3 separate regions of the Homo sapiens genome follow, and all the other regions are linked to region 3. Evidence: chromatin contacts called from ENCODE Hi-C or POLR2A ChIA-PET data. All regions are on one chromosome and are shown on one strand. The core of a region is the stretch at or near the end of the contact, and the rest is flanking DNA. Distances in the headings are between cores, read along the strand shown.

Region 1 (3,685 bases), core at 1,186-3,685, 800 kb after region 3:
CTGCAATGACAGAAATACAAAATCATGAGGACACTGTAATCTATAAATGATGTGTTGAGACTGGAAACACAGAATGATGTTAAATGAGGGTAGTGCTAATGCCCTCAGTCTTAGTCACAATTTCACCTAGGTTGTTAAATAAAAATCATGGGATGCCATTGTTTTCAACCAAATTCCTGCATCAGGCCTCCAGATCAGACTAAAAATCAAAATGGTGTCACCCATGTTCACCAAAACAAAACTGAGTTATCTGGTTTTCCAAAAAATGGTAAGAGAGATAGCCAATTTTCCAAACAGAAGTTTCAATCTTTAACAGGCATGATAATGAAATTTCCTGTTTTAATCCTTAAAATAGAATACCTGAAGTAACCCAATGTTAACCAATCAGTTTTCTTTCTACTGTTCTGTCTCCACGTCTCCACCTTAAAGAAAAGTGACTTTGATATAACCAATCTGCTTTTTGTTGTTTCTGCCTTCTTCAGTCTATTTTCTGTCTCTAAAGTTAACATCCTCTGCTTGATTCATTGCAACATTTATTCTATTTTGTGGAATGAAGTTTTGTCCAATTCTAGGAGTGCAATAATGCCAATGAGATCTTGAATCTCAATTTGTTTTACTTTTGTTTCTTGACAATGGAGAGGTTTAGGCTAGAGAGCATTTTCAAAGTCATGAGCATATAGACTTCAAGTCAACCAGTTAGATGAGATCACCTGGTGATAAAATAGAGAAGAATGCAAGGACCGAGCCCTGGAGCAGTCCAACATTTAAAGATTGAGCCAAAGAGGAGAAACCAGCATATCAAAAAGGAGGCCCAGTGAGGGAACAGGACTATCTGTGACGTGTAGGTAAGTTCAGGGGGAAAAGTGTTTCAAATCAAAGGAACCATGTCAATTATTCGCGATTCTACAGAGAGGTCAATTGAGATATGGATAGAGAATTGGCAATTGCCTTTGGAAACAAGATCATTAGTAATCTTGATAAGTGATACAGATGATGGAAGCCAAAGCTCGATCAGGGTAGACTGAGAAGTGAATGTGAAGTGAGAGGTAGGAACAAGCACTATTGGAGAGATCTTGAAAAACCTTTCTAAGAATTTATGAAGATAGCAGAAAAATAGGGCAGTTCCTAGAGGCGATTTTGGAGTCAAAGGAAGTTTATTTTAGATGGGAGAAATTTCAATATATTTATATGCTGATAGGAGCAATTCAATTGAGAGGGAAAAAACTAACGATGCTGGAGGGTAGGTAATTGTAAGAGTAAAATCCTTAGGAATGTGCGTGAAAAAAATCCGGTCACTGGTAAAGGGACTGGCCTTCCTAGGCGCAGGGACACTTCATTCATAGCAACCCAAATGTTACTATGCAGATAAGGGTGGTTTTGATGGTGAGAAGATAAGGGAGTTTATTTCTGATATCTTTCATTTTTTCCATGAGTTATGAGGCAAAGTTGATTAGTAAAAGTGGGGGTTGGGGAGGAGGTATATAGAAGGCTTTCAGTAGAGACGAAAAGGAATGAAATAATCCTTCCATCAAGTCTACTTAAATGTCAATTTAGTGGATAAAACCCTCCCAGAATTAAGTACATCTCCCAAACCCTTTCTCTCTCTCAATGACCTTTTGCTCCTTTCTGGTACTCACTAACATTTGCAATTGTATCTTTGTTCGTTCACTTCTCTGATTCCCCATTAGAGAACTACAGAAGGGCACGGACTTTGATTTCAAAATGTATATTTAGCCGTTAGCACAAGGCAAGCAGATGGTCACTAAATAAATACTTTTTTAAACAAAAATGTTAATGAACACCTTCAAAATTTTGTCTTACGCCACCTCGTTAAAATACTTGTTTGTGCAAGTCACTTTTCCTCTCTGAGCTTTCATTTCTGAATCTATACCATGGGAATTATCTCTTCCTTGCCTACCTCCCCTCGTTATCAAGAGGATCTGAGCCAATAATGATAGAAATGCTTCATTAAGGGCCCCTTAAATGTAATGGATTTCTATTTTTAGCCCACTGGTAGCCTCGCAGGTAGCAGGTGCTGAAAAAGCCTTGCTTATTGGGGGTTGGGGGACAGCATTGTTTCTGTGACCGTAGGCGTCGAAGCTATGCAGAAGCGTTCCGCGGACCGCAGAGAGATGGGGCTCAGGCCAGCATCCCTCTCGCTCCGGCCCTTCCCGGGAGGAGCTGGCCGAGCTAGGATGGGGGGCAGGGAGACCGAGGGGGCAGTAACTGTCAAACCTCGCCGCTTGGCGCCATTATTTAAATGGAACGTGCCTGTCTCGCAGCTGTACGTGCCCGGGGCGGGGCTTCGAGCGCCCTGAGCGGGGCGGAGGCTAGAGGCGGGCTGGGAAGGTGGAGGGGCGGGCCGGGGCGGGGCCAGGCCGGCTAGAGGGGCGGGTCTAGCGGCGGCCCCCGGCGAAGTTCACTGCGCTTGCGCTGACAGACGCAAGATGGCGGACAGTGCGGAACTAAAGGTAAAGCGCAGCTCGAATTCACTTCTAATATTCGGCCGCGGAGACGGCGCCGCTGCTGCCAGGGGGGATGGGTCCGACCCTGGGGGGCCTCTCGGGCCTGACTCCACCCGGGCCTGGAGTTGTAGGGAGAGAGGCGCGCCCGGTCTCAGCAGAGGGGGCCCGCCTGCGGCGGGCCGCGGGCCCCGGGTGCCTCGGGGGCGCTGACGGGTCGTCCCCGGCGTGTTATTGTTGTGGGCGCCTCTGGCGGGGGTGGCGGGGGAAGAGATAGGGAGTCCGGAGGTAGGGGCTGCAGCTGTCTCATGGGCTCGGCTTTTTCACCTTCCAGTTAGCCTCCCTGCCCCCCATGGGGAGCTGGGGCTGGGGGCAGGGTGCTCTCGTAGGGGGGATTGGGAAAGCTCCCCGTGGCCGCTTCCTCTTCCTCCTTTGCAGTCCCGGGCTCCTGTCAGGCGCTCTTCTCAGACCCCCGGGAACTTGGCTTCGGCCGCCCCGCCCCTCCGTGGATCCCAGTAGCCCCCGCCCCGGACTCGGCTTTCCCCGGCTGCTCGCTTGTCAGGAAGCGCCTGGGGTGCCCCGCTTGTGGGAAGCGCGATCCCGGGGCGATAGGGTGGGGATCTGGGGGAGAAGCTCTGGTAAAGTTTAGCGAGCCCCGGGCCGGCGTTGGGGTTCGGCTGAGAGGTAGTGAGCGGGACGTTACTCTTTCTCTCTGATTCCGGGCAGCCGAGGGGAGAAACCCCCTCGAAGAGTGTGTCTTTGGAAGCAGTGTTGGGAGGGGGGGATGCAGCTACCTCTCTCCCTTCTTTTGCCTTAGCTGGTGTGGAGGGTGAGAGGAGCCTTTGGGGGTCTCTGCACACACCATGATGGCGATGCTGTAGCTGATGGAGGTGAATGGTTCGTGTTTATATCCCCCCATTGCCTTTTGTTTGTAGGGACATCTTGCTGGCCATGTTGATTTGAACGAAATTCTCCCCTCATGCTACTCCAACCCCCGATAAATAGAACGTTCCTCTTAACAGTACCAATTACTCACGCCTCACGAAATTAGATGAAAGGGTGCCCCCTTTTCCCCGCTTTTCTCCCACCCCAATCTTTACCTGATGATGGCTTCTTTACCGTAGCAGATATACCACTACACAAGCAGTTGGGGGAGGGGGTGGTGGAACCCTTATGACTGGATTGTGACAAATGGGGCTCCGCTTGAATAATTTTGGTTTAGT
Region 2 (4,263 bases), core at 264-2,763, 980 kb after region 3:
CAGCAGAAACGAGCCATCCCTCACCTCAGCCCAAGCGCTCAGACTTCTCCCTTCATCCAGGTCGTACCAAAAACTTCCTAACAAGGACTTTGCGCATGCTAGTGCTCAGAAACTTCTCACGACTCCCCAGTGCCTATGGGATAAAGACTGTGTCCTTAACCTGTCACCTAGGACAGGAACTAGGGTGAGACAAGCAAGGCCTCCAAGGCCCAACATTTGAGGCGGCACTCACGGTCACGGCAGTGCGCCTACCCCTAAGTTTTGCAATCTAGGTCCTCAACTCGAGTCCTAGACTTGCTGCAATTAAAGGCCCTTCACAATCAGTCTGCATCCTCCTGTCACTTTCTTTTACAGCCGGAAAGCTCCAGCACCACTAAACTCCTTGCCCTTCCCCACTGTTTCCCTGGATGGAACAGCCTGTCTTCCCTGGGTCCCCTACCAAGTCCTCTGAGACTCAGCTCAAGTGCCACTTCCTCCATGAAGCCCTCCAAGATGACCGCTCACTCCCACTTGGGCTCTGTCTCTCCTGATCCCTACAGGACCGTAAGCCTCTCCCACCTTCACCCTGCCTACCCCCTTACTGCCTGGCACAGCGCTGGGCATACCACAGGCGCTTAAAGAATGCCTGCTGAATGCAGTGAATGTTTCTGGTCAGTAAAACGGGACGAAGGTAGAATGGAGCTCTGCTCGCCCAACGAGATAAACCAAAAACTGAGAAGGGCTCCTCATTCATTCTCTGGACGGCAGCTTCCGCCCTTCCCCGCTGTCTCTTCCATTACATTCGCACATTCTTGGGTGCCCCAGGTCAAGCAGACAGCCTCCTGATAAATGACAGAATCAAGTCCTACTCAGGGCTGGAGGGACCCCGAGAACGCGGAGGTGGCGCCCGGAACTTGCGGATAAGTTGGGGGTCCGAGTGACGAGGTGTGTGTACCCACCGCCCTGGGGAGCTCTCCCAGCGCAGCGGCTGTCCCGGCGCCAGCCCGGGTCGCTGGAACGCGGGAAGGGAGGAAAACCCCAAACTTCGGGCGGGCGCTCCTCCCACCCGAGCAACGGCGAAGCGGGGAGGCCGAGCCCCGCTGGGCCCCAGGCTCCCCAGACAGAGAAGGAAACGCGGGGGCACCGCCGCCACGGTAGCGCGCCTCCAAGCCCCCCGCGCTCCGCTCCGCCCCGGCCAGCGCCGCACACGAGGTTCCCGCCCGGCAGCCCTAGGAGCGTCACGTGGCGGGTCCCGAGGCCCCAGCGCACAGGCGCCTAGCCCGCCCTCTCACCCCGGCGCGCGCCCACCTGGCCTGCAGGAAGGAGGCGCCCAGCTGCGCGCCTGGGCCGCCCGTCGCTCCCAGGTGCTGCCGCCTCCGCGTCGCCTCCATGGCTGCCCCGCAGGCCCCTCGGCCCTGCCTTTCCGAGGAAGAGACCGGTTCAGCTCGGCTGCCCCGGCGGAGGCCGCCGCAAATTCCCAGCGCGGGGCGGTTCGGGGCGGGCCGGCGAGAGCGCGCGGCCCTCGGGAGGAACAGGCGGGGCTGCGGACCCGGGGCGGGGCGGAGCGGAGCGGAGCGGAGCGGAGGGAGGCGGGGCGGAGGGAGACGGGGCGGGCTCCGCTAGGGGAGGGCCGGGCGCTGCGAGTGTGGCGTCCTCGCGGGGCGGGGGCTGCTGGCCTGTCCGGGCTGCGCGCGTGACCACCAGCGGGCTGGGATGTGTTAGGGTCCCTTGCCTGCCTGGGTACGGGAATCTCTGTCTAGGGTGACTGAGGCCTGGGTGTTGGGCTGGGGCGGGGTAGCGACCTGGAGATAGACTAAGCTGATTTAAATGCTCCCCGGGGCAGAGGGTTCTGTGGGATTTCCCTTGTTCTTACGGGTGGAGGAGAGGAGGCAGGACTGGAGACCTGCACGTGTAGCACCCGCGTGGTGCAGCACGTGGGTTGCAGATGTTCTAGTGAGGGGCTGGCGGTGACAGTGGGAAGGAGCGAGTTGGTGACATCTAGAGTCGTGTGAGAGGTATGGTGACTGGGACTCTGGATGTGGGGGGTGAGGGGAGAAGAGTTCAGGCAGTGGCCGGATTCTGCCCCTGGGTGGATAGTGGAGGCACCCCCCGGGAAGTGGGCTAGAGCAGATTTCGTGTAAATAAAGATTCATCTTTGAACGCATTAAGCTTGAGGTGGGTCAGGAAGGCTGTTGGACCGGTGGTCTGAAGCTGAGGCGAGACCTGGGAACCCAGTGGACAGGCTCGTGAGTCACCGGAGCATACAAGACAGACAGAACCTAAGGGGACAGCATCCTCAAGTGAAAAACAGAACCAAAGGTCAAACCTGAGAACAGCCTGCAGGGCAGATTGCCAGGACTTCATTAGTGGTACCACTTTGAACTAGCTGTGATGCGGGCAAATGGCTCAACCCCTCACAGCTTCAGTTTACTCATCTGTAACAAGAAGATGCCTATTGCATCTACTACATTGGAGTTGTGATGACTATATGAAACTCTTAGCAGAGAGCCCAGCACTGGTGGACTAAGTTATTTACAATAGCCCGTCTCGAGACCTGAGGTTTCCCTCCACAGAAAGGTTACCTTCCACACCACTGTCAATGTCACAAACTCTCTCCTCCCCACGGTCACTGTCAGCAGCCCAGGCCGCTAACTAGAACAACTGCAACCAACTCCCATTCTCCCCACCACCCCCGTGCTACACCAGGCGCACACGACATGTGCAGGTCTCCAGTCCTGTCTCCTCTCACCCAGCCCTCAAGCCGCTGCAGAAGGGATGTGCCTCTTGGAAGGGATGTGCCTCAGATGCAAATGCAATGTGCCATTCCCCTGCCCAGTATCCTTGGTCTGCTTCCCAGACCATGAGGGGTCTGAGCTATGCCTATTTCCATTCTATTTTCTTTCCTGTCTTTCTTCTTGGGAGATGTTTATTGGATTTATTTCTTTCCCCTTTGGTCAGAACCTGCATGTCCTTTCTTGGCTGTGGGAGGCTAGGACTGCCTGCCTGGGAGTCATTTTCCATCAGCCCCATCCTGGGCTCTAGCAGCCCACAGGCCACACCTCAATCCCCCCCCTCCGCCCCTGGTCCCCTGAAGAACACATTTGCTTTAAAGCTTTCCTTGTTTCATTTGATCCACACACACCAGGTCGTAAGGAGAACAGGTGATTGTCTCTGTTTTGTAGCAGAGAAAAACCTAGGCCCTGAGCTGAAGTACTGTGCCCAAGGGTCAGCCAAGGACAGCACTCAGACGGGGCCCCAGATTTAATTCTGGTGAATCTGATCTACACATCGATCTCGGTATACACCAGAGAAGAAGGATTGAGGCTTCCCGCTCTGACCCCAATTTCTTATCCTCTGCAGGCTTTGCAAGCCTGCTGGGCTCCAGAGGGAGGGGCATGCAGTGCCCATGATGTCATCATCGATTTAATAACACTCAGAGGTGGGCTTCCAGCCATCAGAGGATGAGGCCGTGTGGAGGGAGCCTCTCTAGCTCATTTAATCCTCCAATCTCTTAAATACAAACACATCTGCCTTTTTTCTGGAGTCCGCTGCTACCCCTTGAGGGGAGGGGAGTCCAACCTGGCAGGGGGCTGGGCCTTTCTGAATGAACAAGATGAGAATTCTCCCTGTCCGGTGGGATTATCAGCCCCCTCTCTTTCCCATCCCACCAGGACACTTTAAAAACACCATCTTCATTAGCTCTTTAAATTGCATGGAAATTTGGGGGAGGAGGATAGAGTAAAGCTGAGGGGTACACATTTGCAGGATCTTGTTTGTGATTATCTGAGAACATGGGCCCTGCACATCAGAAGGGAGTCTAGTCTCAGCTCTCTGAGCTGCAATTTCAGTGGCCAGCATCAAGAAATCTTTCAGCTGAGAAGGTCCTTTGGTATTATGCATCTTGGTGGTTTTGACTTTTCTTTTAGTAGAGGTTCCCACTACTTTTCAATTATAGCTGTATCCGATATTTTTTTTTTTTTTTGAGACGGAGTCTTGCTCTGTCGCCCAGGCTGGAGTGCAATGGCACGATCTCGGCTTGCTGCAACCTCTGCCTCCCTGGTTCAAGTGATTCTCCTGCCTCACCCTCCCAAGTAGCTGGGACTACAGGCATGCACCACCACGCCTGGCTAATTTTTTATATTTTTAGTAGAGACGGGGTTTCACCATGTTAGCCAGGCTGGTCTTGATCTACTGACCTTGTGATCTGCCCGCCTTAGTCTCTCAAAGTGCTGGGATTGCAGGCGTGAGCCACTGCACCAGGCCTGTATCAGATACTTTTAAATG
Region 3 (3,747 bases), core at 236-2,735:
GCACTTTGGGTGGCAAAGGCAGGCAGATCACTTGAGCCCGGGAGTTCCAGACCAGCCTGGGCAACATGGCCAAACCCCGTATGACGGGGGGGGGGGGGGGCAATTAGCCGGGCGTGGTGGCACACACCTGTAGTCCCAGATACTTGGGAGGCTGAGGTAGGGGGATGGCTTGAGCCCAGGAGGCAGAGGTTGCAGTGAGCCGAGATAACGCCACTGCACTACAGCCTGGGCAGCAGAGTGAGACCCTATCTCAAAACAAAAATAAAAAAAAGGAGAGAAAAGAGAAAGTGAAGGGTAGCCAGGCACAGTGGCTCACGCCTGTAATCTCAGCACTTAGGGCGGCCAAGACAGGAGGATCACTTGAAACCACGAGTTGGAGACCAGCCTGAGCAACATAGCAAGACTCTGGCTCTACAAAAAATAAAAAAATTAGCCAGGGTTCGTGGTGTGAGCCTGCAGTCCCAGTTGCTCGGGAGACTGAGGCAGGAGGATCGCTTGAGCCCAGGAGTTCGAGGCTGAAGTGAGCTATGATCGCATCACTGCACTCCAGCCCGGGCGACAGAGCAAGTTCCCGTCTCTTTAAAAAAAAAAAAAGAAAAGAAGGAAGGAATGTAGGTAGGTTAGGTGACTTGCTCGAGATCATACAGCTAAGTCACTGCTCTGATTCTAAGCCATACACTTAAAACAGAAGTCTTGAGTTACCTATAATTCAACTTCACAGAGCCCTTTAGTAGAGTTGGCTTATTATCCAGTCCCATGTTCTCTCTTTTAAGAGTTAGTAAGTCTGACAGCCATTATGAGGGTCTACAAGCAAAAGCACTAGCCCAATCATACCCAAAAACTCATGTTGGCGGAGAGCCCATGCCTCAGATGAAAGGCGTGAATAACTAGAGTGGAGCGGACAAAGCTAACAAGTCTTATAATGTACACATTAAGAAGCAGAATAAACTTCAGAGTAAATACGCAGAATAAACTTCAGAATTCAGAGTAAACACTCTCTCCCGGAGCAGCAAGGATAACAACATCACGATATCAACAATTCCAGCACCTTACACTCCTGTAACCTAGCGCAATTTCCGGAGAGCCTTCAGGTTCATCTCAACGGATCCTCGCAAAAACCTGTGGCCTGGGCTGAGCAGAGCGGGAAATCAGTCTCACTTTACACAGGAAGCCGAAAGGAACGCCGAAGAAGGCCGAGTGGGCAGAAAAGCACGAGATTAAGAGATAGGGGCAGCCACCTGGGGAGACTGGGCGCCTCCACTGACTGGAGGAAGAACGCAGGGCCCGCTGCGGGGACAAGGCCCAGAGAGGCCGTGGTGCTGGGTCCGTCGCCCGCTGAGGCTCAGGGGCCTTGGAGGTCGGCCCAGGCGCCTATCTACTCACGTTGGACCAGCTGGTCTCCTGAGAAGACGGAGGAGCAGCTGGTGACTAACGCACAGGGTACGCCAGCAGCCATAGCTGCGCTCGCGAGCCGGTTCCGTCAGGCAGCCGCTTCCGCCTTGGGCTGCACCACGGCCGCCGGCGCGAGGGGGAGACAGGCCGGAGAGGGCGTTCTCGGAATGACCAGGCTGGCCTGACCCCGCCCCTAGACCCCCTTCCGCTCCCAGCGTGGAACAGGCCAGGTCGCGCGCGGTGTTGCCATGGGGACGAGCGGCTCCGGCTGAAGGTTTCCGTGCTTGGAAACCGCGCCTCCGCGGAGGTAGCCGTTCCCTGACCTAGCCATGGCACAGAACACTGAAAACCACGACCCTGTCGGATCCATCTTAATCCAGGTGGGAAACGGGCTTCCCCCGGCCCTGCCCTGCCCAGCCGCGCCACTTCCGAGCGAGGTCCCGCGCGCCGATTCACCGACGCTCACCCATTTGGTGCGCCGCCCCTAGACTCCCTCCAACTCGCGAGAGGCTCCCAAAAATGCCCACCCAGACCTTCCCCCACGGCCCAGCACACTCCCGGTGACTTACCCTGTAGGTTACGCCCCAGAAGCAGGACTTTCTGCCTCTGGGAAAACTCTAAAACCGTTCACCCGGAACCTTTACTTCAGAAAAATTAACCTCACGCTGAGGCATCATTTTTAAATGTTATATTCTGAAAAATTTGAACCCATGACGTCGGGAGTGGAGGAGAGACAAATCGGACACTCTAGGAGGTGATAAGAAATTTGGAGACAAATTGAAATATGTGAATTGCTTTTCTTAAACACCCCAGTTTTTTAGATCTAAATGTTCCTCATTGGAGAACACACAGAAAAATCAAGATAACTTGGAATGAAAAAATGTGACATTTAAAAACTTAGTGAAAGACCTTTTTAATTTGAGAGGGGAAATGTCAAGAAAGTCTTGTCCAATACAGCTCAATTTGTAATAGTTGCACTCAGATGTTTCTGAAATGATCATGGCATTTTGTTTTCACATTTATGTGAGGTAACTTTAAGATATTTCCACATATATCATCGGTTTTAACTATCACATATATAATAGCTGCATTTGACTAAGTCTTGAAGTCATTTGTCTAAGGTCACTCTGTCAGGACTGTCACTCAGTTGGTCTGAAGTGGGTCTTACTCGTCAAAGGGATCTAATTTTTCTGGCAGAATTTTGATCTCTTACCTCCCATCTAGGAGAGACTTCCCTAAATGTACCTTTTCCCAAATACAAGCCCCTGAACTCACCAATTTCATAGACTTCCCCATTAAGAATCATACCTAATCTTACCTGATCTTTTCTCACCCTCACTTTCACCATCACGCAGCAATGAGTTTAGCCAAACTGCGAAGTCTGAGGGAACGGTCCACAAAAAACTGCCCTAACTTCAACACTCACTACCTGCAAGTTCAGGGGTCCCCAGAACCACCTCACTTCAGACCAGCTGGGTACAAACTTAGGGGCCCCATCACCACCCTCACATTCAATGATTCACTAGAACTATTCGCAGAGCTCAGGGAAGTGCTGTGCTCACATCTCCAATTTTATTATAGTGAAGGCATACAAATTAATCAGCCAAGGAAAGAGATGAATAGGACAGAGTCCAGGAGGGGTACAAACATAGAGCTTTTGGTCATCTTATCCCTGTGGAGTCATTGACGTCATTACCTGCATTACTTCCTCCCAGCCATGATATGTGACAATATGCATAGAATATTGCAACTAGAGAAGCTTATCTGAGGCTTTGATGTCCAGAGTTTTTACTGGGGCTCAATCTCACACTGCCCTTGTGGTTGACCATTAATCTCCAGCCCCTCCTGAATACTTTTAGTTTCCCGCTGCTCCAGAGGTCTGAGCTGATACAGCGTGGATCAAAACACCCATTATAAATCATGTTGATAGACTGTCTGGTGGCCAAAGCCCACAGACAAAGACACTTCTATCAGGCAGGACATCCCAGGCGCCTAGAGATCACCTCCCAGTAGCCAGGAGCGAAGACTGGACCCCTCTTTGGGTAAGGTTAATTCTTTGCTGCACATACCCACTCTTTTTATAGATTCCAAATAATTAGAACAATAATGGAGACTCTTACCTAGGATACAACATTATAGTAATAGATAACTGTTGACACTGACTTGTGAGATGGGTCAGAAGAGCTAATAGTCATATCCATGTTGATCTGCACCCCTACTTATTTAAAAGGATTCCTGTGGACATATCAAGTAAAGGGCTGTGTAGAGGAAGAGAGCCTACCTGTTAACCAGATTATTAAGACTGATTCCTGTATAGTATAAAATTCTATTCTCTACATGTAGAATATGTATAGT

The links. Hi-C counts contacts between places; a loop is a spot of excess contacts on that map. ChIA-PET counts read pairs that join two places held with the same protein, here RNA polymerase II (POLR2A). Pooled maps may share reads with other maps.
Region 1: a map of CD4-positive, alpha-beta T cell shows a loop between it and region 3 (4-fold over the local background). The contact joins the promoter of PIAS1 here to the promoter of AAGAB in region 3. A Hi-C loop is called at or near these places in 3 of 168 maps with a recorded cell type or tissue (CD4-positive, alpha-beta T cell, CD4-positive, alpha-beta memory T cell and naive thymus-derived CD4-positive, alpha-beta T cell), 2 of 37 single-sample maps with no recorded cell type and 12 of 50 pooled maps.
Region 2: a map of CD4-positive, alpha-beta T cell shows a loop between it and region 3 (7-fold over the local background). The contact joins the promoter of CLN6 here to the promoter of AAGAB in region 3. A Hi-C loop is called at or near these places in 1 of 168 maps with a recorded cell type or tissue (CD4-positive, alpha-beta T cell), 2 of 37 single-sample maps with no recorded cell type and 5 of 50 pooled maps. POLR2A ChIA-PET finds 5 or more read pairs at or near these places in 1 of 52 experiments (activated CD4-positive, alpha-beta T cell).

The regions. Positions count from the first base shown.
Region 1 is chr15:68,051,880-68,055,564 of GRCh38, forward strand. PIAS1 (protein inhibitor of activated STAT 1) reads left to right here and starts at 2,436. Exons shown (of 14, transcript NM_016166.3): 1 at 2,436-2,471. The coding sequence starts at 2,448. RefSeq lists a silencer at 2,235-2,734.
Region 2 is chr15:68,228,215-68,232,477 of GRCh38, forward strand. CLN6 (CLN6 transmembrane ER protein) reads right to left here and starts at 1,514. Exons shown (of 7, transcript NM_017882.3): 1 at 1,288-1,514. The coding sequence starts at 1,370. RefSeq lists enhancers at 799-868, 899-978, 2,209-2,258 and silencers at 1,019-1,608, 1,378-1,557.
Region 3 is chr15:67,253,176-67,256,922 of GRCh38, forward strand. It overlaps AAGAB (alpha and gamma adaptin binding protein), which reads right to left and starts at 1,486. Exons shown (of 10, transcript NM_024666.5): 1 at 1,384-1,486. The coding sequence starts at 1,456. IQCH (IQ motif containing H) reads left to right here and starts at 1,611. Exons shown (of 21, transcript NM_001031715.3): 1 at 1,611-1,772. The coding sequence starts at 1,722. RefSeq lists an enhancer at 1,227-1,546.